Regions from separate parts of the Mus musculus genome. Here region 2 is linked to region 1. A link is a contact called in ENCODE POLR2A ChIA-PET data. All regions are on one chromosome and are shown on one strand. Each heading gives the region's core, a stretch centred on a gene start or an enhancer-like site at or near the end of the contact. The rest is flanking DNA. Distances are from core to core; before and after follow the strand shown. Region 1 holds the start of Rhoa (ras homolog family member A). Region 2 holds the start of Lamb2 (laminin, beta 2).

The links. ChIA-PET counts read pairs that join two places held with the same protein, here RNA polymerase II (POLR2A).
Region 2: POLR2A ChIA-PET joins it to region 1 with 10 read pairs in Patski. The contact joins the promoter of Lamb2 here to the promoter of Rhoa in region 1. POLR2A ChIA-PET finds 5 or more read pairs at or near these places in 2 of 5 experiments (Patski and embryonic stem cell).

Annotation. Positions count from the first base shown.
Region 1 is chr9:108,304,775-108,307,701 of GRCm38, reverse strand. It overlaps Rhoa (ras homolog family member A), which reads right to left and starts at 1,542. Exons shown (of 6, transcript NM_016802.5): 1 at 1,149-1,542. It overlaps Tcta (T cell leukemia translocation altered gene), which reads left to right and starts at 1,543. Exons shown (of 3, transcript NM_001311156.1): 1 at 1,543-1,980; 2 at 2,322-2,376. The coding sequence starts at 1,758.
Region 2 is chr9:108,478,545-108,481,374 of GRCm38, reverse strand. It overlaps Lamb2 (laminin, beta 2), which reads right to left and starts at 1,513. Exons shown (of 33, transcript NM_008483.3): 1 at 1,401-1,513; 2 at 1,232-1,317; 3 at 925-1,097; 4 at 702-837; 5 at 546-619; 6 at 1-141. The coding sequence starts at 1,316.

The sequences.
Region 1 (2,927 bases), core at 293-2,792:
GACCTGATCTTGTTTTCTTAGTTTAATAATACGTGAGTCAAATGCTCAAACTAGCCAATGAAAGGTGAAAAAAACATTCCACATGGTACATACACATTTGGGCACGTGACACTAAGTGGCTAAAAATTCTCACCACATACCGCATCCTAAAATATAAGTTTTCCCCTTTCAGACTGGCATGGGGGATGTACATTATACGTGTACTACATATTATACATATATAATGTTATATATAACATGCAAAAAGCACTTATTTCAAAATATACCAGAAGACAAAACCAAATAAATAACTAATAGGTCAAAATTTAGTGATGACTATTAGAAAATACAAGTAGAACCAATTCTGGGGCAAAAAAGAAAAAAAATGGTGTCAAATTTTCCACTATCAGCTACTAAACATGAACTTTTTTTTTTTTAAATCAACTTGCCTGCAAAAAATGCAATTTTACGAAACCGACCTGAAAAGGGGAACCCATCAGTGATTCTTAATTGAAGTAATAACTTTAAGCAGAAATGCATCTATTTTGATGCAACCTCGCCAAATTATTATGTGTTTTTTCGACTGGAAAATACCTTCCCCCATAGAGTCATAACCGCTAAGATTTCAAAACAATCTTTTACTTACACAATCTCCAATAATACGGCACTCAAAACAGAAAATCCACCCAAACCCTCACTGTCTTCACCCGGTATAGAACGGGATTAATAATCCACGTTCAATGCAAAAGGCAAAATGGAGTTGTAAAAGAGTTTCTTGCCTAGTCCAACTCCCGACAGCCACACGCGCTTCGCAGTGGCAGGCTACCCCAGCGCGGTCGCGGACCGGCCGGGAGCCCCCGCCCAGCCCGGCGCAACCCTGAGAGGAAGCGACGAGGAGGGCGGGCGGCTAGGGCTCCACCAGGCCCGGCCGGGCGGGGGAAGGGGGACTGGAGGCGGCGGGGCGCGCTTCCGGGGACTGCGCGGGCGGGGCCGCCGCCTCGGGCGCGGGGCCCCAGGTCAGGGGCCGGGGCGAGGGGCTGCGGGCCGAGAGCAGCAGGTGGGGCGCGACCGCGGGCAGGCGACGGGCCGGAGGCCGGAAAAGTGCTTGCCGATCAGCCGACCAGCCGGGCCCGGAGCCGAGGCGGCTGGAGGGAAATGCTCCTGCTCACCTCAAGGCGAGGACTCCGAGTCCGGCCTCTTCGCGCTGAGGACGCTTGTCCGCGAGTCCGCGAGCTCCGAGCCAAGGACGGGCAGCTCCGTGGGAGACGGCGGGCTATGGAGAGAACCGACGGAGGACCGCGGGCGGCGGGCGGGGAGCGCGAGCGAACGAGGGCGGGCGGTGGCGGGAGGGCGGGGAGCGACGTGCGCGGCCCCGAGCGCCCTGCGGGCTCGAGCTGGCGCCAGTCGCGGCCCCGCGCACGCGCGCACACTCTCAGTTCAGCCACGATTGCTCAAGAACGCATCCACGCCCTGAGAGCTAGACGCTTAACCAATCATGGCAGACGCGTGGAGCATGACGGGAACACCGGGGCTATAAAAGAGCGAGTTGCTATTTTATCCTCACCGAATCACTCATCCTTTAAGCAAGCAGGGTGGGGCTGGGTGCGCCTGCGCGGTTTTAAAAACCCCTCCCCAAACTGCCAACACTTCGCGCAAGCGAAGTAGATCTTCCTTGCCTTGTATTACGCGTGCGCACTGACAGGCCTAACCCCGGAAGACCATACGCTTGCGCAGTAAGAACTACGGTGACAGTACTCCCGGTGGGGCGCTGGCCAGTCATGGCGGAGCCTTGGGCCGGGCAGTTTCTGCAAGCTTTGCCCGCCACGGTGCTCGGAGCGCTGGGCACCCTGGGCAGCGACTTTCTGCGGGAGTGGGAGACACAAGACATGCGAGTGACTCTCTTCAAGCTGCTCCTGCTGTGGTTGGTGTTAAGTCTCCTGGGCATCCAGCTGGCCTGGGGGTTCTACGGGAACACAGTGACCGGGTTGTATCACCGTCCAGGTGAGGCTCCCTACGAACCTCCTTGGCCCGGCTGTCCCTACCACCACCATACTGTACCATTGGGTTCTCCTGTGTCCACATAGACTACCACTGGTCCTCCAGGAGCCTCACTGTACCCAGACTTACAACCCCGTACCATTTTACACCACAAGCCCCTCATGCCCATCATCACGTTGTTAACTGTTTCTCAAAACCCTTCCTGGACAATACCACTAGTCCCTAGTATCCCAGCCTCAATCTCTATTAAACTATACCAGTGGCCCCTGACCTGACCTGGGCTATTGCCTGCTCAGATCCCCACCCTCAGCCTCCTGCAGCTATGGGTGTGTTCCTGCCTCCAGGTCTGGGTGGCCAGAATGGATCCACACCTGATGGCTCCACACATTTCTCTTCATGGTGAGTAAATCTCTGTCTATCCCAACCCCATGCTTGACAGGCAGAGAACTCTCAGCATGTGAGTGCACCAGCTTAGTGGCTGTGCAAGAATCCTTCAAGGCTAATGGTAGAGCTCAGGATTCCAGTTGGGGGTTCCCAGTGGCTTTAGAGCCTCTCATCAGCATGTTCAGTGGGGATGGATGGTGGTGTTACCTTAATTTCAGAAAGGTGATGTGCCAGGTCTATTGAAAACAAATCCCTTGGTTGGGAAGTCTTTCTTTAGGAAGGCAAGAACATCTATTCTAGGCAAGTACTGTACCACTGGAGCTATAACCCCCAGCCTAACAGTCTCTATTCTTAGCATACGACCTCATCAAGTCAACCTCCTAATCTCTAAAAACAACAGCTTACTTATCAGGACATTTCATTCAGCTAATCTCTGAGCTTCTACCACACGGCAGAGGTCACAGTACACCAGAAAACAAGGACAACTCAGACTCTGCCAGGCAGTGGTGGCGCACACCTTTAATCTGAGCACTTGGGAGGCAGAGGCAGGTGGATTTCTGAGTTCG
Region 2 (2,830 bases), core at 264-2,763, 170 kb before region 1:
TACATCATCCCAGCGACGTGGCGGGGCCAGTGGGATTCCCGGGAAGTCAGCCCCGCAGTCATAGGAAAAATATCGGTACACGTGCCAGGTGCGGCCAAAGTCTGCAGAACGCTCCACCAGCATAGCAGCAGGCCGGAACGTCTGGATGGGGAAGGAGGACATGTCTGACTAGCAGGAACCAGGACTTCAGTCCAGCCTAGGTTACGGAGAGCTCTGCTTAGTCATGATCACTGCTGAGCATCTCAGACACATGGGAAAGACTAGGAAAGCCAGACCATGATCAGACCAGGGAGGACAGCCACCTCTGACAGGCAGGTTAAAATACCACGAGACCCAGAGAGACTGTATCTGACTTAGCCTAGGAATGGGGCACAAGAGAGCATGTGCAGAGGTGTTCAACTATGGAAGCCATGCAGGACGTGACCATGCTTCACACATAGAGCACAACACAGGAGCTCAGGGAAGCTTCGTTGTAGAGCTAGGACTCTGTTAGGGGGTACTGAGAAGCAAAGCAAAATCAGGCGGGTTCGCTGACGCGCAGGCACCTTGAACGTCATAATGAGGTGGGTGAAATGAAACTCAGCTTCCAGGTCCAGTTGGATGGTGACCATTGGAACCCCTGCAGCAGGAATAGGGGGTCAAGGTTCTGCGGTTACTGGTTACAAGCCCTAGTCATCCTGATGACCTACTCAGGGGCTCACCGTTCTCCGATTGCCACCAGGCTGTCCGGCGTTGTGGCGCAAAGCTGGTGACTACATTCTGGATCCGATGACTATTTGGGTTGTCTCGAGCAGAGAAGGGACGTCGGGAGTCACACAGGAAACACTTCTTTTCGTCCTGGATTGGGTGGAGTGTAGGATAGGTACCTTAGCTGGGGCCGACCCCACCCTGACCCAGCCCTCTCCTCTGGGGCCCCAGAAGCACCTGCAGGTGACTGACAATACAGTAGGGTTGAGGGCTATGCAAGCCACACGTGGATGAGGCCGTCAGTCTGTCCGCACGGCCCACCAACAGGTCACCGGTGGCTGGATAGCAGCTTCCTCGAGAACAGCCAGGTACATCCAAGGACGGGGCCTGGGCCAATGTGGCAGCCAGCACTGAGGACAGTGGGTCAATCAGCTCAGCAGGACTCCTGGTGACTAGCCCCATCCCTTGGGCCCCTGGGAACAGCCTGCCACCCCTGGACCTACCATCACATCCCACAACCTTAGGCCTCACCAGGCCCCCTCACCACTTAGAAGTAGGCCCAAGCGAAGTTCCCATGGCAAAGGCTGTCCCTGCCTGCCCCTCCCTGGTTCTCCTGAGGCCCACTCCATCCTGAAGAAAAGTAAAATAGAGATAAAGAGAGATAAAGAGTCCACAGACGAAAGCCCACCACCTCCCTTGGGGCTGATGCTGACCCGACCGTGTGGGTACTGGGCTGGTGTCCCTCCAGGCCCTCAATCTGTCCAGGGTCGGACCTAGCAGTCACTCCTCCACAATCTGAGAGACTCTGACGACTTTGAGTAAAGTTGGAAAGCAAGGGAAGGAAGTAAAACACGGAGTGGATCTAAAATAGGATTATAACTGAGGATAGCACCCCACCCCCTACCATACCCCTGCCCGCTGCAGACAACCCTCATCCTAAGAACCAGACTTTGGTTACTTCATCCACTTTCTTTTTAAGCTGAAGTTTATTTAGCAGATGTGTACTTAGCAAAGAAGCAGCTTAGTTCGAGGAACTAAAAGGGAGCATCCAAAAAGAAATTAGAGTAGGCTGCTCAAAGACAGAGCATCCTGGTCCACATATCTTCATCGGATCCCTTAAGTCCCGATGTGAACCAGGGGTTGCTGGCAAGCATGGCATTCAGGGGACAGGAAGAGGGCTCGTGGAGTTGGCGGGTGGCAGAGGTAAATCGAGAGGTTTGTGATCTTTGTGTATCAGGAAGGCAGATGGAAGGAGCTTATGGCCTTTGTCCTGGTGTCACTATGGAAACCACAAATCAGCCGCGGGGCTCCCAGGGTTACAGCATCAGTCGGGAGATGGATGGGAAAGGTGCAAGCTAGAATTCTATTGTACCTGTGGAAAGGTTTAGGACGCCCCAAAGGATAGACTAGGACTGAGCTCTCGGAGATACTGGAAAGGCCACGCACTACTGCCTGAAACAGAACTCCGAGGAACTCGACCGTCCATAAGCACTCCAGCAAATGGGTTGCGAGAAAGGTTGCCTGTTTCCTGATTAAAATGGGCTGTGGCTACTCAGTTACCCAGAGGATGGGTTCTGGGTGACAGACTCTGGACCACCAGCAACAAGTGAATCCGAATCTTGTGACTATTTATCCACGCCGGACTTTCCAGTCGCCTGGCAGCCCGGGAGCGGAGGGTTGGAATGCGCGCACCCACTAGGCGCGCGCCCCACCCAGACCCCTGGGACTTCAGGCGGGAAGAGGGTGGGTTCAGGTCCGTACGGCTTGCTTTGAGTGCCACCGCTATGAACAGACTGCTGGAGATCAAGCAAAGATTACTGGAAGCTGCAGGCGCCTGTGGGAAAGCTGAAAGTTCAGAGGAAACTTTCCGCCTCACAAAGGAGGATGGGGGCGGGGCAGTCAATCCGCTGATTTTCCCTGTCACTAGAGTAGACTCTCCTGTCACCTAGAGGAGTCCTGTGAGCAATCTAGGGAAGCTCTGGTATGCTAGAGGTGATAGGTCAGAATTTTAGATCACTCGATAAAGGGGCAGGATGGGGCTAAGGGCATTAGAGGGAGTTACATGATAGTTCTAGTCTCAAGGTTAGACGGCCAATGAGGGACATCATAGAGTCATATTTATTTATTTATTTATTTAGAGACA